Regions from separate parts of the Mus musculus genome. Here all the other regions are linked to region 1. Evidence: chromatin loops called from intact Hi-C (ENCODE). Cell type or tissue: heart. All regions are shown on one strand. Region 1 holds the start of Phf21a (PHD finger protein 21A). Region 2 holds the start of Cry2 (cryptochrome 2 (photolyase-like)). Region 3 overlaps Cry2 (cryptochrome 2 (photolyase-like)). Region 4 overlaps Creb3l1 (cAMP responsive element binding protein 3-like 1). Region 5 has its middle 31 kb from the start of Gm31473. Region 6 overlaps Creb3l1 (cAMP responsive element binding protein 3-like 1). Region 7 overlaps Phf21a (PHD finger protein 21A).

Region 1 (4,000 bases):
TTTCTGCTGTGAATTCTTTTTAACCTAAAACTACTACTAAATGGCCTATACACGAAAATAAAGTTCACTTTTTTTACTTTTAAGAAATCAGAATTTAAAAAAAAATGCCTTCTCTTGAGAAGCTAAATTTAAAATTTGCAGTTCACAGAAGAAAACCTCTTCATATCCAGTGATCTCAAAGCCCCTCTGGTAAGATAAAGACTGTGCGCTTATTTTTAAATACTATTTCCTGGAGAAAATATTATTTAATGGAAAAGACGTGACTAGTAACAAATCAAGTCTAAGGCTCTCCCTGGTCTTGCCAGCGACTCCCTTTGACTTTGGGCAAATCATCTTACTACTGTTGCTCTTTATCTGCAAAAACTGGACTTCATGCCTATGGGAGTTGCATGGTTAATCAATGCCTGGAAAATGCGTAGTGGCAGATGCTACAAAAGTGCTGAGCCTTAAAAACAAAACCACCCCCAGCCCCCATTTGTATTCCGTTGAGGTTGAGGTTTATTGTTATTTAACATAGGAAGGCTAACACTACGTTAAGTCCAGCGTGCAGCTCAGAACAGAGATCACTGTCCAGATGGGATTTTTTTTTTTAAGAGCTAAGATTTTTTTTTTTTTTTTACTTTTAAAAAAAATTGTGGTTGGGGGTTATTTTATAACCCAACAATTCACCCGTGCAAGAGCATTAAGCTTCAAGTTGAAAACTATCGATTTAATAATTTAAATGAACCTCCTCAATGATTAAAAAAAAAAAAAAAAGGCCCTCCCCGCTCAGCCAAGAAATCTCTGAAAACAAGAATTCTTCTGATGTCGTCCCCCCCAACCCCCGCCCCTGCAGTTCTCCATGTTACAGTCCTTGGAGGTGGACTAGGCATAAAATACTTTCACTAATAAAATATGACAAACCGCCGGATTATACGTGGCCGATTCCCAGTGATTGCCCTGCTACACAAAGCAGAAAAGTAAATGCCATCATCCCCCTTAGAACAAAAGAACTTAGGAATAAAAAACATGGAGAGGGGGGCAGAAAGCAGCAATAAATAAAGGTGAGCGAAGGACCCCGTCCCCCGCCCCTCCCCGGAGCTAGAGTGGGACTCGGCACGGCTAATAAAGTGGTTCAAGGGTAGTTATTTGCAAAGGGGGCGGGGTGGCCGGGGATTGCATGTTGCATTCGACTTGAGCTTGCATCTTCTCCTGTTGCCTGGACCACTCGCTCCCCCATTGCAGTGCTTCCTCCTCGCTCCTGCCTCCTTTCCACCCCCACCCCTGCAAACTGCTGTTGCACTGGAGGGAGTTGGGGTTGCTCGGGAGCCCCCCAGCAGCTCTCAACGGCGGGAGGGGACCGGGGCTCGGGCCTGGCCGGGGCTGCGACGCGGCGGCGGGCCGGGAGTTTGGCGGCCGCTCGGCCCCAGCGCCGCCGCCGCCGCTGCACCGGAGTTTGGCTGCTGCTGCCCTACTTCACTCTAGTTTAGTTTCACTCACTTTACATCCGGGTTTTTTCCCTAGGCAATGGGTGCCGCAGCACACCCCGTTCCTTAGGCAAAGTGAAATAAATTCGCCGCACCGACACGTCAAGTAGTCCGCCCGCCCGAGCGCCGCCGCGGGCCCCCGCCGCCGCCCCGTGCCCCCGTGGGGGTCCCCGGCGCCTCCCGCGAGCGACGGGCTCGCACGCAGGGGCGCGGGGCGGCCCGGGACCGTCGCGGTCCAGCTCCGCCCGGCCCCCCGCCCGCCCGCCCGCTCTTCCCTCGTCCCCGCTTCCCCAGCTCCAGTCCCTCTCGCCCGGCTCTCGGGAGCGGCGGGGGCGCGCACGGCGGCGGCGGCGGGCCGGCGGGGCCGCGCGGCGGGCTCCCGCGCGGGCGAGTGTGTCTGGGCCTGGGCGGAGGGATCCCCGGGCTGAGGCGGCGGAGGTGCTGCGGCCCGGGGCCGGGTGGTGAATGGGCTGGTGGTGCTCGCTGCTGCTGCTGAGAGGAGGAGGAGGAGGATGAAGAGTTGGGCTTGTTTGTCTCCCACAGTTTCTCTCCTGCTGCTCTGATTCCTCCCTCCCCATTCCGGCCCGGGGCCTGTGTGTGTCTCTCCTGGAGGAGGAGGAGGCTCCAGTTCCTCCCCCCCACCCCCTCCTCCCCACCCCCCCTTGCCTGGGGAAGAGGAGGAAAGAAACAGCCCAGAGAGAGAGAGAGAGAGAGAGAGAGAGAAAGAGAGAGAGTGTGAGTGAGTGAGAGAGAGGAGAGGAGGAGGAGGAGGGAGAAGGGAACAACCTACCATCTTAACACACTAATATCTAAAAAGTGCGAGAGGCCCAGAGCAGCAGCAGCAGAAGCAGCAGCGGCAGCTCCAGCCTCTTCCCTCCCTCCCCATGAAGAAGAGTTCCCTCCTCCTCCTCCTCCTGCTTCTCCTGCTCAGAGTTCCTGCCTCCAGCTGCCAGGGGGGACAGCCAGCCAGCAGCAGGAGGGTGCAGTATCCCAGCTTTTTCCATTCTCTCTTTTCCTCACTCTCTCTCTCTCTCTCTCTCTCTCTCTTTTTTTCTTGAGTAGCTCTATTTCTCCTCCCTCCCCCTTCCCCCCCTCCCTCTCTCCCTCTGTCTTGTCTCTGGTGTTTGTCTCTGGGAAGGAGCAGGGGCTGCTTGCTTGGAGTTTGTTGTGGGGGGGAGGTAGGGGGAGGGGAGGGGTGTGTGGGAGGGAGGAGGGAAAGGGGGTGTTCTTGTCAGGACCCCTCAGTCAACTTGAGATTTCAGCAATAACTTCCCCTTCGGGGCGCCCCCCTGCGTGCCCTTTTCCTATTCCTCTCCCCCCCCCCTCCAGGAAAAAAAAAAAGACAATGGGAATACCTCGTCTCCCCCCTTCCTCCCCTCTGCCCTCCACCCCTCCCTAGGATAGATTGGAAGTAAGTTTATGAGCAGCCTCGGGAGCCTGGGCGCTGAGTACAGGGCCAGAGCGGGTGACAGGGGCGGCGCGTCGGGGGTGGCGGCGAGGGGGCGACACAGAGTCCCCGTGGGGGGTCGGGCTGGGGGGCCGCAGGGGCGGGGGGCGCGGGCCGAGGCCGCCCCCCGCGAGTGCCTGCGGCCAGGGGATGGCCGCCTGGGCCCCTTCCCCACCCCCACCCCCTGGGATGCTGTCGGGGGGAAGTTTTTATTATGGTTATTTAATTTTAAAAAATATTTTTTTGGGAAAACCATCTTGTTTGGTGACTGAGAGATCTGGTTTAAAAAAAAAAAAAAAAAGCTGCGGCTGCTGACGCTGCCGGGCCCGAGTGTGTGTGAGTGAGTGTGTGTTGGTGCATTTGTCTTGGGTGGCCGGAGCAGCGTTGGGGAAATTCCGCTTATTCTTCTTCTTCTGCAACTTGTTATTCCGAGGAGTCCGCCTGCACCCCTCACCCTGGGGCGGCCCTCCCGCCGTCGCCGCCGGCCGGCCGCCCCGGGACCCCGCGCGGGCCGGGGACTCGCAGGCCCCTCAGAGAGGGGCCGCGGCCGCCCCTCCCCCCCGGGCCGCGGGGGGAGGGGCGCGCGGAGTGGGACTCTTTCCGTTTGGTCCAGCCCCGCGGTGCACGCAGTTCCCAACACTTCTCGTCATCCTCTCTCTGCTCTCTTTATTCTGCTGAGCGGTGCTGTTAGGATTTCTTTCTCTCTCTCTCTTCGCTCGCTCTCTTTTTTTTCCTACCTCCTCTTCCTCCCTTGACCACGCTCGCAATGGTGGGTAGCTGCAAGGTGGCCCTGGCAGGGGAGGGGTTTGATGTGGACACTGGGGCACCGGGCGAGAGAGGTCTCCTTTCAACTTTGTCTTGTGGCTTGCACCCCGGGAGGAGGCCACATGCCGATTGTGGGGTGTAGATGTGCCGGGAGTGATTTCTAAGTAGTTGAGTTGTTGAGATGAGGGTACGACGGCTAGTGGTAGACAGGTTTTGTTTTCGTGGGTGAATTCGGTGTCATCATATTCCGGTCATATGTTGAAATATTCTTTGTTTAGGTCTTGAAGTAGAGGATCTCCCTCTGCACGTCCACATTGTGTTG
Region 2 (4,000 bases), 250 kb after region 1:
TCCCATTCTCAGTACCTGCACTCCCACAGGACTTGAGATGTTGCCCAAGCATCTGAGCTGCCTCAGTCGTTTTCTGCTTCATTCTCTCGAAAGTGCCGCTACAAAAGGGTGACCCACAAAAATCAAAAAACCATAAAACCAAGCATACTGGAGTTCAATCTACCTTGTGAAGGGGGAAAAAAGGCTCTTTTATTTCCACTACCACAAAGGAGTAGGCAGTCATAGATAGCGCTCCCCCCAAATCCCAGTAAAAAACGAAACATCTTCATGACAACATAACAAATAAGAGTCAGATTCTATTGACTCTGTCCACACTGGCGCACTGCCAAAAGGAAGGGGAGGGCAAAGTCTGAGGCCTGGTTTAATGTCCACAGCAGAGATGGTCATTTGCCGGTGTTTGTCAAACCCAACCTCCTATCTATGGAAACTGGAGCGAGACAGAGTAATAGCCCAATCTGAAAACTGTGTGGGCTGGCTCTTCACAGGACTATCTTTAGTTGCTCCCTCTGTGTAAATGGGGCAGGAAGGGGCATTTAGTAGGCGTGCTACTAGGAACACTTGCTCTCCTAGCAGGGCAAACCCCTCTTGGAGAGGAAAGAGTGGACGCTGAGAGCCACGGTCTCCTGGGAACTACCTCACTCATCTGTGCAACAAGGCCATAAGCAAACACCTCTCATAACAATGCAAACAAACCAAGCTACTGCAGGGAGGCCTTTAGACAGTGATGGGAACATGGTGTATCAAAACGTCTTGTTTCTGAAGACTGGTTACAGAGAAAATACATCAGATGCCGATTTATTATGTCACAGCATGCTGGGAAAGGGTTCAGCCTCCTGGGAGTTATCACCGAATCTTCATATTGTGTTCTTGTTTTTCCACATCAGCTCCTAAAAGTCTCATCTGTAATGGCCCAGCTCTCCTAAAAAACACTTCATGACAACAGGCGGAAGAGCTGACGGGTGATGCAACCCTCTTTGAATATCTTTCTAGCAACGTTATAACTACACAGGGATCCTCTCAGATGGGTTAGGGGACCTCCTGAGAGATTGCTCATTGGGTAAAGGCACCCGGCTTTCCACCCTGGAACCGTATGGTGAGTGAGAACCTGCAAGTCGTCCTTTTAACTCTATACACTGCCATGCCATGCATGTCCTTTCCCAATCAATGTTTTTTAAAAAAAATGCGTCAAGAACACAAAAGTGCCATTACCCGATGATGCCCTTGGGGTCTTTTTAAAACCGGCTAATGCTAAGCTAGGTTCCCTGATCACCACCACGTTTGTCTGTGAAGAGAGGTTACGCGGGATGGGAAAAGAGGCGTGGGGGAGAGTCAAACAAATCCGAGGCTTAGGGAAGCCCTTGGGGGGGGGGGGTCCACGAGGGGCTACTTCTCTTGAAGAAGCTTTTCTCCGCTCCCACAGCACACCCCTAAAAGCCCAGTCCCCATTCTTCCAGGGACTGGCTGCAGATCCTCCCTCAGGTTGACTTCGCGTTTTTGACGAGAGTCTCGTCAGCATAGAGGGACCTCTGTCCCCCAGGCCTCCCAGGAGTTCAGAGCGGGCCACACTGGGCAAAAACGCTGTGTCAGAGTGGCCGCAGGCTGGAGTTCCTGGGCCCAGGGGAGTCCGCTTGGTGTTGCCACCCCGCAGCATAGGGTCCCCTCACCTCCATCGGTTGATGCCCACAGACGAGGAGGCCGCGAACCACGGGTCGAGGATGTAGACGCAGCGCACACAGCGCGCCCCGCGCACGGCAGCTAGCAGCGCGGGGTTGTCGTGGAGCCGTAGTCCTTTGCGGAACCAGTGCACCGAGGACGCGCCGTCCGCGCCCATCGATTGCGCGGGGACCGTCGCTGCCACCACAGCAGCCGCCGCCATCGCCGCCTGGACTGGGTCTCGGTCTGCCGCTCCGCCCGACCGCCCCGTTGGTCCCGCCCAGCGCCCGCCCAGCGACCTATGATGCAGCCTCTCCCTGGCATGACTCCGCCCCAAGGAGTCTGGATCGCCTCTGTGATTGGGTGAGACCCGGTGGGACCCTCCCTCTGTTCCATTGGTCAGCAGCGTCGGCGCAGGCTCCGCCCCCTCACGTTCCCACCATGTGTGGTCCCGCTTGGTAGCCACCCGCCGGTGACGCAGGACCGCGCTGCGTCCGCCCCGCGTGGGCTGAGTCTGGAGGGACCTCGGATCTCCTACGCATTTCGCGTCCCCGGGAAAGACAGGGGTTGCGGTGACTCCGGCCGGTGGCTGACAGACCTGTTACCGGGCCCTTTCTAACAGTTCATTGTCCTGTTCATATGTGAGGCTGAGCGGTGATTGCCTTACACAAACTGTCCTATTTTCTATTTTCATCTCATCCTGGTAACGTTCATTTCATAAACACGAATAAAACAGATGCTTGTTAGTCTTACTCTGCAGATGAAGTAAGCTTAGGGCGCCCCAGTTTGAATGACTTGCGCAATACCATGAATCCAGTAAGATTCCACTCAGAATCTTCCGATTTCAAAATCCACTTCCTCGCAGAGAATCTTGGTATTTGCATACAGAAAGGCATAAGGATAAAGGAGACGCCCTTTTATGCGGCAGGAGTGGGTTTGGGAGAAAGGACAAAGGTTTCAGAGGACGTGGGTTGAGGCAGTAATTATGCCCTCAAATGAATTCATTTCTTTTACGTTCTGTTTAGCAGACACAGTGCAGTTATTTTGCACAAAACTCTGAACTGGATTCTATGTGGGAATCAGAGATGTGCAGGGCAATATTCTCCTGTCTCCTTTGGGAATCCTTTGATTCTTTGGAGATTCTGGCAGAGTTTGCTGATTGAACAAGTGCAGCAACCGTTGCACTTGGGCTAAGATGGGCTAGTTGGGATGGAGGGCTGGAGCTATCCAGCAGAGAACTGTTCCGATTTGTCCTTGTGTTGATCCTATGGGTAGTCACCTTCCCCATCTTGGGAATGAGCAATGAAAGAATCTAGAATTTAGTCAGCAATTTAATGGCATTAATTGGCACCACTCTCTGACTACAGCGTCATTACGAGCCTCTCATTTCCAGCGCTTTGGACATGCTGTTCTCTCACATCACATGCCCCAGCCCACACCCTCGTGCCTCCTGTTTTCCCTGTGACAGCTGTTATTTTCCAGTTTCCTGGGCCCAACCTGCACAGGGGCTCACCTCATTTGGTGTCTTCCCCCCACCCTCCGGTTTTAGTACATAGTACTGGGATTGTTTAGCTATTGTATGTCAGCTCCATCAGACTATAATCTAGCTCAGTACTTGGTACCGAAGGATCATATGAATCAAACATAAGAGGCTTGCATTGGCCAGAGCCTTAAAGTCATCCAAGTCTCTGCCCGACTCTCTCCTTTGAATCTCTTCTGCAAGTACTTGATGAGTGAACTGATATTCCCTATGCTTTTCTTTAAACACTTGGGTTTTTTTCATTATTTTTAATCTCATGTTTAGCTGTGTGTCTGTGTAGGAGTGACGGCAAGTGTCTAGTGGACTCCTGAATAGAGTGTTTCTGGGGGTTGGAGTTACAAGGCTGTTACCAGCCTCCTGTTGTGGGTGCTGAGAAGTACCCCCAAGTCAGGTTCTCTGCAAGGAACGTACACACTGTTAACCTCTGAACCATCTCTCGCGCGTCCCCTTTCTTTTCTTTTCTTTTCTTTTCTTTTCTTTTCTTTTCTTTTCTTTTCTTTTTTTGGTTTTTCGAGACAGGGTTTCTCTGTAGAGCCTTGGCTGTCCTGGAGCTCACTTTGTAGACCAGGCTGGCCTTGAACTCAGAAATCCTCCTGCCTCTGCCTCCTGTGTTGGGATTAAAGGCGTGCGCCACCAAGCCCGGCTTACCCCCCCCCTTTTTTTTTCTTTTGAGGTATTGTATGCTTTTCTCTTTTTTTTCTATCTCCCTGGGTCCCCCTACAAGGAAGAGAACAGGGAGAGTAAGGGGTGGTCCATTCACAAATGGCCATTCAGGGAATAAATTCTTCTCTTCTCCTCTAAACTCCC
Region 3 (4,000 bases), 240 kb after region 1:
TCAGCTCCATCCCTGCTCTGACCAAACATCTCTCTCCAAAGAGCCTTTGAATCACTGGGTATGATGCTTTGTTTTTTCCTTTCATCTGGTGCTAAGATGGACTGATGGTTTTGAGCATGGCTGGAGAACAGTCTACCAACAAGCTATAACCCAGCCCTGTGCAGAGCCCTTGATGGACACATGAAGCACTCCCTCATATAGCTCTTGATGTGGACACACAAAGCTAGTCCCTCATAGCTTTTGACTCTCAGCCTCATCTTTCATTGGAGGAACTTGTTTTATCTTCAGCTGAGAGAAATATCTGAATGGGAATATTAAGTCTACTGAGCTGAGGGAGGCTGAGGCTGTCACCATATCCTCCAATGCTGGCTGGCCACTCCTGAGGCTGGGAAAGCATTCTTCTTTAGCAGGCTGCCTTGGGCCCTTGATCCATTGCTAGTACCTAGCTGCTGGCAAAAGACCTTGTCACTTGCATGGGGACAGAAAAGGCTGTGCTTTTGAGGGACAGACTACAGAGAGACTGCAGGGTCAGGGAGTTTGGAAGCAGGAGTCCTCAAGTCCGTGGAACCTGCACTCCTTCTCTGGTCATAGGGGGGTAAGGACCACGGATGCTGTGGAACCTCTGGGCCTTGGCCTCTCCCTCTTGCTGATTCCCACTGCACAGAAGGTAGGCCATTTGCTATCTGGATCTAAGCAAATGGGAAATGAAGCCAAAAGAGATGAGGAGGGGCCACCTGACACCCAATAACTGACCTGATGGGTTTTACCAACTCAACAGTGTTATTGCTTCTTTTGAGACAGACAGTCTCACCCTGTAGCCCACTCTGGCCTGGAACTTAAAGCAATCCTTCTGCCTCATCCCTCTTCAATGCTGGGACTACAGGCATGCATCAAGCCTGGTTGGCTGCCCTTTCCATAAGCAAAAGCTGTCCACAGAAGAAAGTCAGACTGGTGCCAACTGTGTGATCATGTGGAACTGCACCTCCCTACACTGCTAACCAATGGTGTGACCTCAGGCAGGTTACTCAACCTCTCTCAGCCCAGGCTTGTAATCTGTCAGATGGGGAGCCTAATAGCTGCCTGCTGGACAGACGAAGGGAGATAATGCAATCAGGCACATAAGCCAGCGGCCAGCACAGGGTGGACTTTCCAACTGGGAGCTGCTGTTAATCTTGCCATCAGGAAGAGTTTTTAGTTTTCAACCCCTCAGACATGAAGCTGACCCACATCCCTGTGGTCCTGACTGTAGTCAGTCCCATGGCTCAGAAACAGGGCCATACCTTCCGTTCCAAGTGCTTGTCCAGGCGGGCCAGAGCTTCTGTCTCTCCTCCTTGCCAAACAGCTGGGCCAAGTCCTTCCGTGGGGAATCCTACAAAAGGAACAGTAGGCAGTAGCACTGCAGGTCAGGTCACCCCAGAAACAGCTCAGTAAACACCTTTAAGATGATTCACAAATATAAAAATGGTAATTTCCACGATTCAGACTGATCTGCTCTTTAAACGGAACTACAGACCTTGGACTTGGTGCTGTGAGGACTGAGAAAACCCTTAAAGTGCAGAAGGTTAGCTTTATTCAGATCAGAAGATGGTGTGGGCAGGAGGAGGGAGGCAGGAAGGTGGGCTGGGTACCTAAAGCCTGGATTAGTTATCCTAGTGAGGAAGTCCACTGACCAGCACCAGACAGTGCCTCTACTGATGGAGAGAGGGAACTACAGAAAGAGGCTTCAGCTACAAACAGCAGCAGCCTGGCCGGGCACAGGTAGTTAACTAACTGGTCATATGGTGGATAACAGCAACCTTTTCTGTTTTTCTTTTCCTTTTTAAGACAAGGTCTCATGTAGTCCAGGCTGGCCTATTTCTCCTGCCTCTGTCTCTCAGTTTCAAGGATTGCAGGCATGAGCCACTAAGCCAGTATTTTCTAACTTTGACAAGGAAACAGGAAGGCCACGTCCCCCACAGGAAGCAGCGGCCTGTGTGGTGTGCTGTAGGGCACTCACCCAGCTCCTCCAGGGAAGGCACGCCATAGGTGTCGTCATGGTTCTCCTGGATCTCAGCTCTGCAGCTCTCCATCTGCTGGCTGCTCACAGCCACCGCGGGCTTCTTGGGCAGCTCCATGCGGCTGATGAGGGCCTGAAAGCGCTTGTAGGTAAGGGGTGGTTTCTGCCCATTCAGTTCGATGATTCTGGGGAGCCCAAAGCACATCTGAAGTCACTCCTGAGATTCTTTATTTTGGGGTCCCTGGCCACCCCAAAAAAAGAGCGCAAGACACAAGAAGCTCTGAGGGTTGCTCTCCTCATCACCTCACGGTCCCGTCCCTGAGGAGAAAGGGGGGCACAGGGGAGGCTGTATCTCCATTTTACCGAGAGGGAAAATGAAGCCCAGAGAGCTGGAACAGGAGCCTCAGGTAATGGAGCAAGGCAGGGCCAGAGCTGGGACTCAATTCCAGGTTCCCTGGTGTCCACGTGGAGCCGCCTAGAGACAGAGACTGACCGTATCTCTCTAATCAGACAGAAAATCCCCATGGGCCTCTGGGCACCTATCTGACCACACCAAGGGCTTCTCTCTACCCCATTTCGAGCCTCCGAGGGATATACAGTGAGGGACATAACATGCTCCTTTCTTGGAGGATCAATGTCCTGTTAGCCCTGTTCACTAGAGCAGAGATGTGAAGGCCGGCTAATGCTCCCTCAGTCAGAGTCTGGGGCTACGGTAAACAGCAACAGTATAAAGAGTGTTGCAGTGTGCCAAGCACTTCTCACAAGCAAGAAGGAAAGGCATGGGCACTGGAGAGGAGGGTTCACTGCGTCTGTGAGGATAAATTTCGATGGTCTGTAGGCAGATTCCTAGGCTCTCGCTGGCCGAGAAGGAGCTTATGCAAGGCCTGCCTGTCCGGGTGAGTTCATTTCCCAGTTTGTTCTCCCTGTGCTGCCCCCATTAGCCCAGATAGGAGCTGGCTGCTGCCTCTGCAGTCCCTGCCCTCCCCTGGCACGTGGCAGGGGAAGGGCTCCACAGCAAGCCTCTCCTCCTGAGGGCTTGGCTCACGTGCACAGCTGTGTGACCCAGCCTCCTGGCAGCCAGCCCTGGGTTGGGAGGAGGGCAGGGAGCAGTAGCAGCTACAGAGGGTGGCATCTCTAGTAGGGAAGGGGAGACAAAAGCACAGAGGCTGGCCCCTGGGGAAGGAGGTTCTGCTGTGGTTGCCAGCACCCCGCAGGGGTCTCTAGAGCCCTCAAACATTATCAGAATGCATGGCCCTGAAACCCAGATAGGCCAAGCAGACCCGGGATCATCCTTGAGTGGAAACTAGGTCTGAGAGAACAGAGGCCTGCTGGGAGGAGTCTGATGGGGTCTGCCAAGGTTAGGGTTCTGTAGTTAGGGAGCACAACAGAGGAGGGGGGGGAGCATGAAACTCAATGAGCCAATGACAGATCTATGAAGACTGTGTGGAGACAGAGCCTCCCTGCTTTCACAGCTTAGGTCTAACCAAGCCTCTTTTGTTATCCAAATCGGGTTAACCTCTTGGTGACTTCTTTAAGCCCCCAACTCTGGCCCATTATTGTCCAGTTCAGTTAGCCCTCTTGCTGAACTGGTCCAAATTCCACTTAGGAGGAGCCCCAGTCCCCAGTCCTCACCATGGGCAACCTTACCGAGAGCCCCCGTGTCTTACCTGTCTAGGTCATAGAGGGTGTGAGAGTTCTCAGTCACCACCTCCACGCCAGCCTCCTTGGCCATCTTCATAATGGCTGCATCCCGTTCTTTCCCAAAGGGTTCAGAGTCATATTCAAAGGTCAAACGGGTCACCCCCCATTCCTGCATAGAGATAATCTGTTATGCTTGGTTCAAGAAGAGGGGCCTGGGTACTCAGCTTCTCTCTGGGAGTGAGCAGGGCTGACCTTGAGCTGTGCTAGAATAGCTACAGAACAAAGAAAGGGCCTGGACAATAGTTTAAATCAGAAAGCAAAGAGCCGGAGCTCTGCAAGTGTGGAGTTGTCAGCCAGGACCGG
Region 4 (4,000 bases), 180 kb before region 1:
TGAGCCATCTCTCTAGCCCTCGTGTCTGCTTCTTTGAGACAGGGTGTTGTTAAGTAGTCTAGGCTGGCTTCAAACTCATGATCCTCCTGCCTGAGGCTTCTGAGTGCTGGAGTTTCAGGAGTCTACTGCGCCCCTCTCAGGCTGTTCTCTATCCTGAGGCATCAGGCTGTGGGGCCGCCTCACGGAGGCTTGCGTCCTGGCCTCAATCATTCCAGCTGTTGACTCAGTCTGTGTAAGCAGCAAGTGGTGACTCACTAATGTGTTATGAAATCGATTCAGTGGGTCGTGACCAGAACTTAAAAAAATATACTTAGAAAATTTTTCCTTGACACACAATAACTGTACATATCTATGGGGCAGACTTGGACATTTCATTACATGTGCCAATGCACAATGCCCAGACCAGGTCAAGGGGGCATAGCCATCAGCTTAAACACATATACTTCTTTTGTGGGGCACTGAAATGCTGTCTCCTAGCTATTTTGATATATATAATTAATCATTGTTGACCACAACTTCCCTACTGCAAAGCATTAGAACCAACCCCTTTGCCAGCGTATCCCTGACCCCACTGCCCCCTCTCCCCAGCCCCCATTTTCTCTGCCATTCCTAGCCCCTAGGAACCACTTTTGTGCTTTCTCATTTTACCACATACAGGTAAAAGTATGTTTTTTATTTTCATCTGGGGCCTTGTGTATGCCAAGCAAGTGCTTTATAAAGTCTAAGTTAAATAAACTGGCCCCATGTCCATGTGGGCATTTATAGCCAGATTTTAAGAAAAAATAGCACAAAACAAAATACAAAATAAGTAGAAAATATCAGAATCCATCAAACATACTGAAGTAAAAACCCTGGCAAACTATTAATCTCAGCTATATGTATACTTGGTACAGATGTCAATTTTCTTTTTCAGAAATAAACAGACAAAAGCTTTGACCATGATTGTGGGAAAGCTAATTAACCCATGTTTTAACCTCCTCTGTGCATAGTGGGGCTAATTATAGTTTCCATTGCTAAGACTATTGTGGGGAATAAGCCAATCCATATGAGTAAAGGTTTAGGATAGTCCCTTGTACAGTCATAAGTCAAGAAAAGTCATATCATCAATAAAACACTCCAGGGCCAACACATAGTAGGTGCTTTTTTTTCCTCTTGAAGAGTCATTGATGTGCAACACAGTGTTACTGTTGTTCATGTGCACTAGCTGGTTGGTTGAATGAGATTGGGCCAGGGTTGCTCCAGGCTCTGTATTCCACCTGGAGACTGTGAAGGGGATTGGCTCCAGGACCAGTCATTGGCTTTCTGCGTCCTGAACTATTAGGACACAGGCAGGGATGAGCAGTGCCTTCTGCTTCAGGATAAGGCTCAGCAATGGATGTGTGGTTTTTCAGGAGCAGGGAAGGCGCAAGAGTCTGGAACCATAGAGACCTGTTCTCAACTCTTCCACTACTTGCTGACTTTTAAAAACTTCTCTATAGCTCCTACTCCACAGCATTGCTATGGGGATCAAATGTTGGTTAGACTCCTGGTACCCACCTCATATGATTATGAGGATGCTATGGTTGAGTGCACGAAGCACTCAAAACAGCATGTGGTAGGTAGTATGTATGAAACACTTGGTAGTTAATAGCAGCCCCTAAACTCAGGCATGAGCTTGGACTCTATAGAGGGAGGTGGTTTGAGGTTCCCCTCTGAGCAAGTGTGACAAGAAACTCCAGGGCAAAACGAATCCAGAGACACCATTGGTATACTCTGGGCTCCCATTTCTCTTCTTCCGGGATGCTTCGTCATTATTTTATATTTTTCTTTTTACTTAAATTTCCCCAAGTGCTTTCATGTATTCCAACTTCTCCATACCCTACGGTGGGCGACCTTGAATTTCTGATCCTCTTGCCTTCACGAGGTACTGGGATGGAACTCAAGGCCTTGTGCATTCTAGGCAGTAGCCCTTACCTACTGAGCCACGCCCCCAGCCCTTGCACCCGTTTATTACACCCCAAGGAGCAAAGGCATTGCTTTACATTTGATGGGCAGGGCAAACAGAGCCAGACAAAGCCAGAACGTGCCCATGGTCCCTCAATACCCAGACCTTCCCCTGCCACCACACCACACACCTCTCTGTTTGGGACTCGCCTGGCTGATGCCAGACTATATTCCTGGAGACAAGTCTATGCTTTGTTCACCTGCTAGCCACTCATTCAGTAGCGGTGCAGGGGTAGGGCCTTGCATCTCAGAGTAAGGCCACTAGTGTTTTAGCTGTTCAGTAGAGTCTGGGCAGTGCCGTACAAAGAGCTCAGGGTCTGAACAAGTCTCTAGAACAACTGAGAACCTAGACAGAAACGCTTTAGGGATGTATGATCCATTCTAACGACCATCATCCCAGGCCATGATTGAGAGGTTCACATCCGCAGCAGAACCAGGCCATCCCACCTGGGGGCGCTTCCTTCCAGCCGAACTCGGGGATTGGGATGCGGTGATGGTGGTGGTGGGGCGCTCTCCAAGGCTGCGGTGGGGCCCAGGGGAGGGGGTTGCACAGAGCTGGAAGAGCCATGAGTCAGCGGCCACGGTATTTCTCCAGCAGCTGCTCCGCAGGCGATAAGAGTTTGCCAACCCCCTTCCCGGGGGCCTGGGAGAGAAGAGCCAGCCCCCTCCAGCCTGGGTTAGGGGTCCCTGAAGGTTTTCCAGTTTTAGGAAAATAAGCGAGGACCCTCTTTGGGGGTGCCCGAATGAACTTGCTAGGGGGCCTCAAATGGCCGGGTGTTGTGAGACACCCCCCACCCCACCTGCTAGAAACAACAGCCAACGCTCAGCAGGCTGGGAGCGGTGGGAGCCAAGTGGAAGAAGAGGGCGGCCAAGGGGCAGGCAGGGTGGGGTAGAGGAGCTCCCGCGCTCATTCCTCCCTGTCCCAGGTTCCTGGAGTGCTGGGTGGATGGTGGTCCTGTCACATAGCACCTAGACGCATCAGCCTCTCATGGGAGCATTGCCACCAGTAGCTGCTCACTGAATAATGTAGCCTACTTCCATCTGATGTCTGGCATTGAGCCGGCATCTCAGTTATGCTGTGAGACAGCAGGAACCCGAGAAAGTCAGTGGTCTATGCCCCTCAACTCATTTGCTAACAAGAAAGCTAAAATCCAGAAAGAGCAAGCCATTTACCCACAGTCACAAGGCGTGTCACTAGTATTTCGGATGGGGTTCTCCGCAGCTCTGGGATTGAACTGAGGGTAAGGAGGTTTCCCTTATGTTCTATACCCACCTCCCTCCATCCCCGTAAAGCTCACTCTAGAGATTTCAAACCTCCCCATCTCTGGCCCTGGTCGCTCTCGCCCGCTATAGAGCCTTCCTCCAGCTCACACAGACACACAAGAATCATATTTAGGCTGTCTGATGGAAATAGGGGGTGGCGCTGGGGGGCGGGGGAGGGGGGAGGAAGGCCGGTGGCCAGGAGTTCACAGAAGGCTCACGCCAGCGTTTGAGGGGGCGGGGTGTTCTGTTAGGGTGGGCAGTCTTGGGGGGGGTGCCATTCCGTACAGGCAACGGGGGTGGGAAGCCAGAGAAGGAGGCACTGGAGATATTTCCCTCCTCCTTAAAGACTTTTTCCTACACTTGTGCCAATATCAGCTCTTTCTCGGCCGCCACGGGCAACAGGCGCCGGTTCCACTCCCTGGAAGGAGAGGTCCCCAGACCTCCGGCTCTCAGGCCGGCACCCTGCCTCCCCGGCTGCTGCTTCTCTCCTTGGCGCTACAGCTCAGCCGCCCGCCCTTTAAATTTTAGGGGTGGAGGGAGCCCTGCTCGCTCAGTGCTGCAGTTACGTGGCTTAATCGGCCTCTTGGGCCCCGCCCCTCCCAGGAATCCCGCTTGCCATTGGTGAGAGCAGAGAAGCTCCTGGCCAATGATAGGAGGCTGCGAGCCACCGCCCGCCTGACCAGGAACGCGGTTGCGCAGAGTAGGATCCTAGACCTGGAAGCTTGCTACACGGGGGAGGGGGGATATAATCAGT
Region 5 (4,000 bases), 120 kb before region 1:
GAGACAGATCCAGGGGGCAGGGCCCCACCCCACCCCTGAATCTTACACCCAGATGATCAGAGATGCAGGCGTATTCAAAAAGGAAGATTCAACCTCTTCATTGGGGGCACTCCCATTTAGACACAAGACCCAGACCCAGCCCCAGCCCCAGACAACACTCCTGTTACAAGAGCCGTGATCTAAATTCCTCGTGGAAAGTCTGTCTGAATTAGACACCTCATTTTAATTCCCATTTCCTTTTTAAGTCCGGTCCCTCCTTCTTGAGAACCACATTTAAAGCTGCGAGCTGGCCTTCCTTCTGTTTTTGCTATTTGTGTGCCAATTTCAAGGGTGGGGAGAGCCACGTTAATTTAAAAATATAGCACAAATAGCAAAATGAGGCTTAGTTTAAAGTAAAAGCCACAGAAAGAGTTTTCCCCTTCCCTTCCATGCGTTTCAGATTTTCCTAGATCCACCTTTATGTCTTCAGAGCCCAGACATAGGAAGTGACTGAGCCTCACTGGATATTCTTCCAAGCCTGAGCAAAAAGCCTCCAGCTCATGCTCTCAGGCCACCTTTATATTTTATTTTTCTGTTTTAGAGATTTGAGTTCGGGGTGGGGGGGGGGAGCTCAGAAAGCTGGCCAAGTCCCCGATTCCATGGTAGGGTTCTAAGCACCGGTAGATTTGGGATTATAACCAATATCTTCCAATCAGTTGTGTCTGCTTGTGCATTCTGGGTATTGGGAATGTAACTGTTAATTAAGGGAGTTCCTAGATTAAATCCAGGTGTCATTATTTACTAGTTTTTTGACTTTACATCAAACAGGAATCATGATCCCCACGGTACAGGCCATACTGTATCAAGGTCTAAAAAGGGCCTGGTGCGACCAATAGGCGGCGGCTGTTATGAAAATAGACCCTCTCGTCTGTGGGCTCTCTCTTTAGTCATCATCTGCCATTTTGGAAAAGGAAAGAATATTTGTAATCTACTTCAAGTGGAGGGTCTACCTCCATTTTAAATCACCCTCGGGCTCACTAGAAGGGAAGACCTGACCAGACCGAGCTGAATTTGCAAACACCTAGGCCTTTTAACCGAGTGGAATCTCTGCCGTTGCCCCCTTATACAAAACAAGATCGAAGCGGCTGGGACTTGGGAAGCCTTGAACGAATGTCAATCGGTCTAAAGAAGCCGGTCTAAATGCGGCGTGGGCTCAGTCACCTGGAGAAGGAAAGCCACTGCAGGCGGCTGTAGGCAGAGGGGACGGAAACTCCATGCGCGAGCGGCAGCGCCCTCTGCTGGTTATATGGTGCAAATCCGGAGCCTAGACCCGCCGCTGGTCAAATGGGACTCGGGATTCCTTCCGCTGCCTCCGCCCCCGCTCCGTCCCTTCTCGGGATCGCCGAGCCTAGTCTGGGTCTGGATTCCAGGAGAGGCGTCCCCATCCTACGCTTGAAGGCAGAGCAAGGACGCTGCTCCAAAACACCCGGTTCATCAGCTGAGCGGAAGCTGCAGGAATCTACCCAAATCCACCAGCGGCTGCTTTTGCCTCCCAGAAGCCGGGGCTATCCGAGGTGGTTTGGAAATGGCATCGCCTATGGCCAAGATCGAGGGTTCTGCGGACAGAGAGGAGCCCTGGGTTCGCTTTCTGCCTCATCCAGCTAGGTGACCTTGGGCAAGGTACTTAAATTTCCATGTGCCTTGTTTTCCTCATCTTTAAGATGGAGAGAATGCTCCCGACCTTGACGGATTGGCTCGAGGATTACACTAGAACAGGCAGCCTAGGTTGGGATTCTGGCATTGACATCAGCTAGTTGTGTGCCCTGGGGCAGGTTACTTAACCTCTCTGCCCTAGTTTCCTGAAAAATAGGGAGCATAACGGTACTTACCTCCGAGGGTTGTTGCCTGCAAAGCGCTTAACACTGCGATGGAAGAGTAAGCGCTTAATAAACTGTGGCTATTATGACTGTTGTCATTATTGTCCTTAAGAGCACTGAGCACAGGAGCAGAGGTCTATCGGGCTGGTTATTATTATTATGTTTCTCGAGTATGGTTATTTCTTTCCCGGAATTGTTAAAATTATTATTATTATTATTCACAAACTCGAGTCCTTATCAGTAGCTGAAGGACAAACAGTCTTCCCGAATTAGAATCCCGGGAGGAGGGCCAAGGACGCGGCGGCGGGCTGCAAGGACCGGGACCTGCGGGGAGGAAACCCGCGCCCGGGTTAGCGCGCGTCAGAGCCTCGGTGACGTCTCTAGGCCCTCGGGCTAGGGAGGCGCGGCCTGCGCACGCCAGGCGTCTGCAGTGGCCCGGGACGGCCGGGTGGTACTCCAGCTACGTGGATGCCCGGCTGGGAAAAGCCTCCCTGGGTCAGACCCTGCGCCTGCCGCTGCGGGGTGCACCCGAGGCTCCGACCGCAGCCTGGCCGGGAGGACGGAGGTGCCAACCCCTGCTCCGGTGTCCGGGCTCCGCCCAGCCTGGCGCACCGCTACCCGCGCGGAGGCTGCTCTGCATCAACATAATGCTCCCCATCCCTGCATCCTCCCGGAACCCATTCCTCATCATCCCTCAGGGCCTCAGCTCAGATTCTCCTCCCTTGGTGCTCGCTCTGACAGACTCCTCCTCTGTCTCTGGCGCCTCCCACTCGCCCGCAGCGCCCGGAGCACGCCCCGCAAGTCCACTTGGTTTGCTACGCACGCATCTCCAACTCGCTGCATCTTGTCCCCGTTACTCTCCGTCGCAGTGAAGGTGACACCACCCACCCGATCACTCGCGATGCGTCCTGGATGCTTCTACCTGCAGTGGTTACTACAGTCTACGCTACTCCCTCTGTGACCTTGTGAATTACCCTCACTCCGTTGGGTATTAACATCTTCCTCTCCAAGGTCTCCCGAGTACATCCTCCTGTATTTCGAGCCCCGTACACCCCTATTGCCCAAGCCTCGCAGCTTCTGTGGAGAAGCCTGGCGCTCCAGGCCCTCCCCATCTTCCTGAGCAAGCAGGTCTGCCATTTTCTAACACCTCATAAACTAATCCCAGTTTAGACCCTGCCTGAGTAGCACTATTTAAGTTGTTCAGTGTTTACTCCCTCTCCGATTACCTTTCCTTATTCTGCTGAACTCCAGAGGGAGTCTCTTCTTCAAGGGTGTCCCATCCCCCGTTCTACTATCTGGCGGTGTGAAATGTTTCTGGACTACAGGACCTTTCTAGGTGGCCAAAGGTCTGTGCCCCGCCCCCTTCTGCTCCCTTCTTCCCATAGCTGGGTTCCTTCTACCTAGAACACCTTTTTTCTTTCCCTCATCCCTCCTCCACCCTAAGGACCCCCAGCCTTCCCGATGTACCCAACCCAACCCAACCTCGACTCAATCAAATATTCCTTTGAAAGGTTAAAGGCCAATTTAAGAAATCTGAACCTTACAAAAACTGCATTTAAAAAAATTGCATTTAAAAATCTGAAGCTTACAAAAACTGCTTGTCTGTATCACATGCTCTCTTTCCTTACTTAAGGTTTCCTCTACTCAATCCAGAGTTTCTTAAAAGGGCACGGATCCTTTGGATCTGGGTGGAATTCTTTGAACCAATTTCTATCCCTTCCCAGAGGAATCACGTTGGGAAGCACGTTGGGGCTTCTTCATTCCCAGCACACGCTTTTATGTTTTTACTCCATATCTTGGTGCCTATAGACACTTAATGGAATCATCTAAAATTACTTTAAACGTTGAAGAGACGCTATTAGACTGAATATATAATCGTGTAACTTGATTTTTTTTAAAAACTAGGCAGCATGAACCCACATTAATGTACGTATTTCTTGATCATACTTTTTCAGTGCTGACGGGGGACCCGTTATGAATTCAGCACATTTTATTTTTCCCGTCTTCTAGAAGATATTTAGCTCATTTTCACTTTGTTTTTCTGTTAGAAACAATGCTATAATAGCTTTTTTAAAAATCTCATTCCCGAGTTTGAAAGCAGAGTTTGGGTAGATACTTGGGTGCAGAATTGCGGGACTCAGGAC
Region 6 (4,000 bases), 200 kb before region 1:
GTGCCACTTACTTCCTGGGAGAATTAAGGAAACCCTTTTCTTTTCTCTTCTAGGCTAGTTCCTCTGGGAAGTCAAGGGGAGAGAAAAAAAAAAAAGAATGTTTGTTGGACACCCGTGCCAGGCTTTATATAAAGCCCTTAGCTTAAAGCCAATTAAATCTCACACGAAGCCCTGGGAATGAGGTGCTTTAAGCCCCGCTTCCCAGAGCTCATCATCAAGGGTCCCCGTAAATTGGCTTCCTGGCTCCAGTCTGCTGCCTGCCTCCCAGCTTCCCCTGCAGGGTTTAATCTATGAGAATCTATGGAAAAGGCGGCCCCTGGCATTGTGTGAAGCTGCAGTCCGGAAACCAGCCCGCTCAACAAGCCACCTCCTTCCTCAGACGTGCCCTCTGCCCTGCCCTGTGCTTCACTCCCTCCAGAGGCTCATTCATGTCCTCCCTCCCCCTCCCTGGGGTTTGTACTTTAGCACAGCCCCTCCTCTTCTGTGTCTGCTTCCTCTCCTCTGTCCTTGATAGCCTTGGCCCGCCCCGCCCCGCCCCCGCGCCAGCCCCACCCCACCGCTCCATCGCAGCCCCTCTCCTCTCAGTTCTCCTCCCAGCTCCCAGCTCCTGTCCTCCCTTCTAGCCTCTCAGCCTTGCTCACCGCCCCCACCCCCACCCCCGCAGTACCCCTCCTCTCCATACACTCCCTGCTCTCCCCTCTCTCTGACCTCTCATCTGTTTCCTCTTTCTCTTCAGCCACGTAAGATTCATGTCCCTGGCATATGAAGGATGGCCTAGAAGTTCTTCCATGGGTCTACCGGAAGTGGCCTCTACCTCTGAAAGCCATGCTAATCTTTGCTGTTCCCTATACTCTTGCTGTTCGTGGCCTGTCTTTCCCCTCATGTCAGGAGCTATTCCAGAAGGCAAGGTATATGCTCACTGTAAGGATGGCAGTTTCTGGAGTCTAGAAATCAACATGAAGCCAAGATGTGCACCCTGGCTCACACAACTAGCAAATGCAGAGCCGGCTGTGACTGATTCTGAAATGAACCACACCGCACTCCATTGGGGTGGCACCCACATCACAACTACCATGCTCCCCAGGGGTAGGCACTCCCAGCAGAGTCCTGACACCTGCTGCAGGTCCCCTGTGCCTCAGCGGCTTTCTTAACACTGTCACATCAGAAATGACTGAAGACTGACACTCACTTGCTGTCCCTAGAACACTCTGCCGCCCACTAAGTCTGCCCTCTCCACATCGCTGCGCCAAAGGATCTCAGAGAGGCAAAGAATCTGGTCCTCAGGCTGGAGAGATGGCTCAGCAGGTAAGAGCACTGACTGCTCTTCCAGAGGTCCTGAGTTCAATTCCCAGCATCCACACGGTGGCTCACAACCATCTGTAATGGGATCTGATACCCTTTTCTGGTGTGGCTGAAGACAGCTACAGTGTACTTACATATAATAATAAATAAATCTTTAAAAAAAGAGTATAGAATGAGATAATGCCAACCCAAATCTCTTATAAATATTTATTTTTAATTTTTTTAATGTGTATGAATGCTTTGCCTGCCATTGTGTCTGTGTACTACCTGGGTGCTTGGTGCCTTCGGTGACAAGAATTTGGCATCTCATCCCCTGGAACTGGAGTTGCAGGTGGCTGTGAGCCACCATATGGGTGGTTAGGCACCAAACATGGGTCCTCTAAAAGAGCAGCCAGTACCAAGCCATCTATCTCTCCAGCACTCCAGACTTTTTGGAGACAGGGTCTCACTAATGTATCCCTGGCTGGTCTGGAACTCCTCATGTAGACTGGGCTGGTCTTGAACTCATAGATCCACCTGCCTCTGCCTCCAGAGTGCTGGGATTAAAGGTGTGAGTGCAGCTGATATGGCTTCTCTCTAGTAACTGGCTAACACCCAGAGTTTGGAGGTACTTACTCTGACTGGCTGCATAGACACTGTCAGCTGCGATAGGGTCTTCTTTCACAGTCATTGAGCCGGAAGAGAATGCAGGAAGGCAGGGCACAAGGGAGCCCAGCACCAGAACGAAGCACAAGGCTGCCACCTAGTAGTAGACAGAGCAGTCTATTATTAGTCGGATCTGGGGCAGGGCAGGCCTACAAGACTGGCCACTCCCAACTCTCCTCACCCTAAAGCATTGGACGCAAAAGGCTCAGTTTCCCCCAAATGCCTCCCCAGAGCTGGCTGCTCTCTTGGAAGCAGACACAGGCTGTTCAAGTCACCTTTAATCCAATCTAGTGACATGAAAGGGACCAGAGACCAGAGGGCGGGGTTCTGTGTGGTTTCACCTATAGAGAAATCAGGAAAGGAAGAAAGGGGAAGGGGGGAAGGGGAAGGGAGGGTTGCAACTGTGACCAGGGAGAAGGACACATAGCCACATCACCTTCGCAGCCTGAGCCTGAGAAGGAGCCAAGGGCCCCGGGGAGCTCCAGCGAGGCCCTGCCCTTAGAATGTCAGAGGCAACATGTGCTTACCAGGGAGGACAGACTAATGGAAGAGAGCCACTCAGAGGCTGAGCCTGACCTAGGTGTCCCCTCTAGCCTTGGGGACCCTGAGGGGGGCTCCTTTATTTTCTCCCTATCACCCATCCCAAGAAGAATCACACTCCTTGAATCTATAGAAGCCACTTTTCCAAGGACCTGCCTTTCACTAGATTTAGCAGCATCAACCTCACATCTATTAGAACTGGCCTGGACAGGTCACTGGTCCCCTCAGACTCTGCTCACTGTCCTGGAGAGCTAGCCTCAAGAAGAGCTTCCCCCTGCTGCCTTATGCTAAGGAGTAGCACCTACCATGAGGCAGGTGCCGGTCTGCGTGGCTGCCATCTTGTACGGTCTGGAGATCTTGCTGGTGACCAGAGTCTGGAGTTTCTGCAGCTGCTGGAGCAGGGTCCTGAGGAAGGCACAGAAGTCACCATGGGGACTCAGGTACAGCAGCCATGTCTGCATCCTGGCCTCTCCTGAGGAGCCCTGGCTGGCTCCTGACTGGGCCTCTATGCTTTGGTGCCCATTGTAGTCAAGATATAAAAGGTCACCTCCTGGTAGGCTTTCTGCAGCCTGGCTTGGGTCTCGGGGACCTGACTCATGGTGGGAAGCTGGGTCATCCTGTAGAAGCTTAGGGGTGCCTAACTCTTGCTCCTGACTTCTCAGGAGAGGATGGATTTCCTTTTCTTATGCAGCACCAGTCACAGAGATATTGACTCTCCTCCCTTGCACCCCACAGCACCCTGATTCCACAAGAAAGACACTTGACATAGTGTGTAGTGCAGTCAGTAAATGGGCCATTGTTTATGTTCATTTATTGCTGTTTTACCATTATCACAGCACCTGTAGCACATTAGCTTTATTTGGGGAGTTCCATTGTTGTCTCAGTTGCTAACTGAGGGCAAGAACTAGGTGCTGCCCAGCACAGAATCCTGGTTAATACTGCACTTCTCCACCCAGCAGTGTTCATGCAGTTCCTGAAGTGGACAGCAGGTGGCGCAATAGTCTTAAAACAGATTTTTAAGGGCAGAGGTAGCGAGGTGAAGTTTGAAGGCTCCGCCCCTACCCCATTCCTGCCTGAGAAGCTGGGTCTGAGAAAGGAAAGGAGAAAATATGTAGCAAGTTCTCCTGAGGCCTGGGAAACAGAAGGATGCCCAAGTACATAGGAAGTTCATGACTGAGCTACAAAACAGAAAAACCCTGATTTCAAAAATTGAGCACTCAGGTTAGGCTAGGTGGTGCACGCCTGGAAGAAGCCTTGCACTGGGCCAGGCAGCCAGAGGGGAAGGAGGATCAGGAGTCCAAGGACAGCTTCAAGGGCATCATGAGTTTGTGGTCAACCTGGCTACACAAGAACATGTTTCAAAAAGTGACAGGGGTGGTTAAATGGCTCAGCACATACAAGTACTTGCCAGCAAGCCTAATAACCCCAGTCCCGTCCCTGGTACCTATGGGTGGAAGGAGAGAATTGACTACTATAATTTGCCATCTAACCTGCACAGGTAACAGCATGGTGT
Region 7 (4,000 bases), 140 kb after region 1:
GTTCTGCTGAGCAGACCATCAGTCCACAGTCTGTATTACACTAGGATTAAAGGCCATCTACTATGGCTTGCTCACTTACCTCTTCAAAAGCTCTTTGTATTCAAGCATTTTAAATTGAAAGATGAAACTGATAGCATACTGTGCTTAAAACTCTTTATACAACAGCTGGCTTTGTGAGATAGCCTTTGCTGATGCACACTACAGCACTTCCGGTGATCAAATGGCATTTAACTGTCAACTGCCTGTCAACCCTAACCTGCTGCCCAGGTGCCATTTCACATTTGAGAAGGCAGTGGTGGGAGGCATGAGCTGCCCGTGCTGTGCCTTGGGTGGTTTTAATTGTAGACACTAATAAGGAGTGCTGGTGGGGTGGGTGAGTCCACAGCTTTACATGTTGTTGTTGTTAAAAGGAGGTTTTAAAAGATGAGTATATGTACATGCAAACACATATCAGGAAGAAAAGGTAAAGAATTCTGTATGCTCAGTATCTGGATACGTGGTGCTCACATGATGTGGAAGAGAAACTTGAGGGGTTTTTTTTCCTGGTGTGCAGAAGAGAGAGGGCTGCTGGGGACTCCTGCAGGGCTGGGCATGTTCTCCCGACACTGTCGGCCTACCAGGCCGTACCACATATGGCTTAGAAGACATGATGAGTACAAGCACCAGACTGACCGTTTCAATTTCTAATTGCAATTTATAAAAGTCAGGCACAGCTGGTGGCTGCCAAAGTGTTCACTACATTTTGGAAGGAAAAGTTAACGTGGAATAAATATCAGAACCAGTAAGTTGGCGATGAATGTTTGTGTTCCTGGAAGGTCTGCATCTTGCGTGACCAGCCATAGTGCCAGGTAGATGTGTATGTGGTGTAATGAGGTGGTTTCTGTAACAGACATTTGTAATCATTCTAGTAAAAAGTCAGGCAAGTGTAGCTCCAGAGCTCCAGAAATACCCTCTAAGTGTCAGCTGGGTCCTCACCAAACGCCTCCTCCAAGATCCAGGGCAGGGCCTTGTTCCCACCTGGTCAGTTTCCTGACTGATGATTTCCACATCAGTTCTCCAGAGGAAGATTTCAGGCAGTGGCCCATCCCTCCCTTTGGAATAGAAAACTGGTGTTTCCTGTACAGCATCATTCTCTGCAGCCTGGGGTTTACTGCCTCTGAGGTGGCAATTGTGCTGATCCTCCTGTGAGTTTCTCTTCTGCTCTCCCAGGGGGCCCTCAGAAAGATGACACCTTTCCTTTGTGCCATACAAGGCAAATTGCCAGATCAGTTGAGGTTATAGCAATCAGGGATAGAGACAGTGTGCAACTTACACAGGAATTAACTGACTTTATGCAGTTAGAAAACCCAGAAGCATTAAGTGGGCTCCTGGTATGTACATTTAGATGTGTACTGTCCATTTCCTAAAACCATATGTTTACATGAGGCACTCACTACAGTGAATTTTCCTGTTTACAAGTGACCCTAACTTGAGAAACTAGAGTTTGTCTCTCTATAATAAGAAGCATGCTCTACATACGCAAAGGCTCATAGACAAACTCGATTGCGTTGTTTCCTTTGGGAGTTCAGCAGCATATGGTTCAGTGGGATCACATTTCGGTCTCCTAATACCTGTTCTCCGTGTCTCCTAGAAGACTGTAACTACAGCTTCTATGATTACCACAAAGACACTACCTCTCGTCTTGAAAGCAGCAACTGCGACCATGCCTGCCTCTGTTGTGGGCCAGAGACCTACCATTGCTATGGTGACCGCCATCAACAGCCAGAAGGCTGTGCTCAGCACTGATGTGCAGAACACACCAGTCAACCTCCAGACGTCTAGTAAGGTCACTGGGCCTGGGGCAGAGGCTGTCCAAATTGTGGCAAAAAACACAGTCACTCTGGTAAGCCAGCAGCTGCTACTCACGTGTTCACATGAGAGGGTTCAGGTTGTGCATTGAAGAGGGTATCCATTTTGGGCTCCTGCTGGGTTTTGAGCTCCTATCATTGCTAGAAAAGCAGACTCCCCTATAGGCCTATCACATGCACATGTGCACACACACATCGAAATCTGAGTGCTGAAACCCCCTGTGCTATATTCTGCTTTGAGGAAAACCCTCTGCTACATTCTTTTAGTTTATTATCCCTCTAAATTGAATGAATCCAGGAAGTACTTAGAGTTGGTTGGGGCACATTTGAAAAATACTCAAGAAACTCGGAGGTTAATGTTCCAAAGGCTGAGTCTTCCAGAGGGAGGATCACCTAAGGAAACACGTGAACAAGACTGTCCAGGATATTTCTGGATCAAGCCATTTAGATACTGTTGTTCTTAGAAGTTGATGAGAGCCAGGTCCAAATTGTGCTACTCAGTTATCTTCTTCAAATGACAGAACTCTTGGTGACTTTTTGAATAACGATCAATAATGAGTTAAAGTAGCAACTGAAGGTTTGCCGCTCTCCCAGGAGTCCTTAGAGACACAGCCCTATCCCTCAACCAGACACGAGTAGTGCCAAGTTCTCTATAGACTGGGTGTGGTGGCACACCTTTAATCTAGCACTCATGAGGCAGAGGCGGGTGGATCTCTGTGAATTTGAGGTCCAGTGAGTTCCAGGACAGCCAAGGTGACACAGAGAAACCATGTCTCAAAAAGCCAGAAAAAATGCTCCCTGTTGAGTAAAGCTTATATCTCTGGGGGAGGGGAGGGAAAATCCATGTGGACAGACAGTAAATTTGATTTTACTTAAGATATAGTTTTGACTCTTAAAATATAAACGTAAGGGTTCATGAGTGTAAGAAAGCCGTCCAAGATTGCTGAGTGTGCGTGTATGTGAGGAGACAGGAGTGCGGTTGATCACTGTATGGGACAGAGAGTCTAGGTGAGACAGGAAATAGTTTCTAAAGCAGTGTTGGTTCACATAGTGAACTGCATGGGAAGAGCAGGTGGGAGTTCTGTGTTGTGTGGAAGGCAAATGCCCGTTTCCTTTGCGTGTCTGCCTCCGACACTGAATAGAGACTGCCCTCGGATTTATTTATGTTTCCCTGTTTCTTAGCAGGTTCAAGCAACACCTCCTCAGCCCATCAAAGTACCACAGTTTATCCCTCCTCCTAGACTCACTCCACGCCCAAACTTCCTTCCACAGGTGAGTGAGGCAGTGGGAACTCCACCCGTGGGAAGTGTGGTGATATCCTCAGGGGCTTGCCCATGCAGTGAAGGGGCAGTGAAACTACCTGAGAGAAGGAAGGCGGCCAGGATAATACCAGTGGAGGGAAGCATCGTGGCACCATTACCTTGGTTGGGGGAAATATAGCCATATTTAGCAAAGGGAAACTTTGCTAAAAAGACTAGAAGGAGGGCTGGAGAGATGGCTCAGAGGTTAAGAGCACTGACTGCTCTTCCAGAGGTCCTGAGTTCAATTCCTAGCAACCACATGGTGGCTTACAACCATCTGTAATGAGATCTGACCTCCTCTTCTGGATTGTCAGAAGACAGCTACAGTGAGTCTACTTACATATATAATAAATAAATCTTTTTTAAAAGTGGGGGGGAGGAGTGGGCAAGCAGCCCCTTTTTAAAAAAAAAAAAAAAAAAAAAAAAAAGACTAGAAGGAGAATCAACAGCCAGACGAGCCCTTGTGACACCTGGCTTACAGGAGTTGGCATAGGGGTCTGCATCGGGCTTTTCTACCCAGCAACTAGACTGACTCTGCTCGACCCCAAGCAGTCCATCCAATAGAAAGACCAACACTTATGCTCTGAGAGTATAGCTTTCAGACACAGAGAAAAAGGAGTCTGTCTGTGAGGGGTCATATAGTACTAGCATGAGAGAAGACCATCCTCTTATTTATCAGATAGATCTTTACTGTTGGTAGCAAACGTTCCAAGCTATTGTGTCCTGAATATGCTAATTTCCAAGACACAGCTGCAGCAGCATCACAGTTGCCTATAGGGTATTAGCGTCCATAGGGGAGTACGGTAGACTGAACGTGTGGATGGGACACAGACCATTCTGGACTGAGAAAGT

Evidence for each region. Hi-C counts contacts between places; a loop is a spot of excess contacts. Peaks named below come from ENCODE experiments on the same cell type or tissue, not always from the same donor. Only the 100,000 strongest peaks of a DNase experiment are listed, where the experiment ranks them.
Region 2: it touches region 1 in a loop (6-fold over the local background); 12 of 42 quality-filtered maps call a loop at or near these places.
Region 3: it touches region 1 in a loop (8-fold over the local background); 12 of 42 quality-filtered maps call a loop at or near these places.
Region 4: it touches region 1 in a loop (2.3-fold over the local background); 7 of 42 quality-filtered maps call a loop at or near these places.
Region 5: it touches region 1 in a loop (3-fold over the local background); 13 of 42 quality-filtered maps call a loop at or near these places.
Region 6: a loop joins it to region 1, with 3 times the contacts of the local background. A loop is called at or near these places in 10 of 42 quality-filtered maps.
Region 7: it touches region 1 in a loop (2.1-fold over the local background); 2 of 42 quality-filtered maps call a loop at or near these places.

Annotation. Positions count from the first base shown.
Region 1 is chr2:92,181,907-92,185,906 of GRCm38, forward strand. It overlaps Phf21a (PHD finger protein 21A), which reads left to right and starts at 2,276. Exons shown (of 19, transcript NM_001362829.1): 1 at 2,276-2,446. In heart, no CTCF peak of the experiment used is centred here; DNase peaks (open chromatin) are centred at 1,545, 1,865, 2,385, 3,495 and 3 weaker places; H3K4me3 peaks cover 3,897 bases; H3K27ac peaks cover 3,301 bases.
Region 2 is chr2:92,432,148-92,436,147 of GRCm38, forward strand. It overlaps Cry2 (cryptochrome 2 (photolyase-like)), which reads right to left and starts at 1,922. Exons shown (of 12, transcript NM_009963.4): 1 at 1,665-1,922. The coding sequence starts at 1,876. D930015M05Rik (RIKEN cDNA D930015M05 gene) reads left to right here. Exons shown (of 4, transcript NR_040621.1): 4 at 1-161. In heart, no CTCF peak of the experiment used is centred here; DNase peaks (open chromatin) are centred at 344, 1,080, 2,014 and 3,134; H3K4me3 peaks cover 2,850 bases; H3K27ac peaks cover 1,247 bases.
Region 3 is chr2:92,420,882-92,424,881 of GRCm38, forward strand. Cry2 (cryptochrome 2 (photolyase-like)) reads right to left here. Exons shown (of 12, transcript NM_009963.4): 3 at 3,664-3,806; 4 at 1,997-2,181; 5 at 1,281-1,369. It overlaps D930015M05Rik (RIKEN cDNA D930015M05 gene), which reads left to right. Exons shown (of 4, transcript NR_040621.1): 3 at 1,932-2,145. Among named protein-coding and RNA genes, the nearest start is that of Cry2, 11 kb to the right of the region's middle. In heart, CTCF peaks have their summits at 1,702 and 2,926; DNase peaks (open chromatin) are centred at 1,050, 2,180, 3,030, 3,710 and 1 weaker place; H3K27ac peaks cover 1,379 bases.
Region 4 is chr2:92,004,621-92,008,620 of GRCm38, forward strand. All of the region lies in intron 1 of Creb3l1 (cAMP responsive element binding protein 3-like 1), which reads right to left. Among named protein-coding and RNA genes, the nearest start is that of Creb3l1, 18 kb to the right of the region's middle. In heart, CTCF peaks have their summits at 166, 2,428 (motif pointing right) and 3,742; DNase peaks (open chromatin) are centred at 181, 2,551, 2,691, 3,851 and 1 weaker place; H3K4me3 peaks cover 2,073 bases; H3K27ac peaks cover 2,134 bases.
Region 5 is chr2:92,057,351-92,061,350 of GRCm38, forward strand. No RefSeq gene overlaps it. Among named protein-coding and RNA genes, the nearest start is that of Gm31473, 31 kb to the left of the region's middle. In heart, a CTCF peak has its summit at 2,435; DNase peaks (open chromatin) are centred at 1,311 and 2,431; H3K4me3 peaks cover 2,251 bases; H3K27ac peaks cover 1,350 bases; H3K27me3 peaks cover 2,134 bases.
Region 6 is chr2:91,984,244-91,988,243 of GRCm38, forward strand. It overlaps Creb3l1 (cAMP responsive element binding protein 3-like 1), which reads right to left. Exons shown (of 12, transcript NM_011957.2): 9 at 2,793-2,892; 10 at 1,918-2,044. Among named protein-coding and RNA genes, the nearest start is that of Dgkz, 36 kb to the left of the region's middle. In heart, CTCF peaks have their summits at 419 and 2,055; DNase peaks (open chromatin) are centred at 408, 1,948 and 3,508; H3K4me3 peaks cover 851 bases; H3K27ac peaks cover 2,017 bases.
Region 7 is chr2:92,325,283-92,329,282 of GRCm38, forward strand. Phf21a (PHD finger protein 21A) reads left to right here. Exons shown (of 19, transcript NM_001362829.1): 8 at 1,634-1,882; 9 at 3,030-3,119. Among named protein-coding and RNA genes, the nearest start is that of Large2, 44 kb to the right of the region's middle. In heart, no CTCF peak of the experiment used is centred here; no DNase peak of the experiment used is centred here.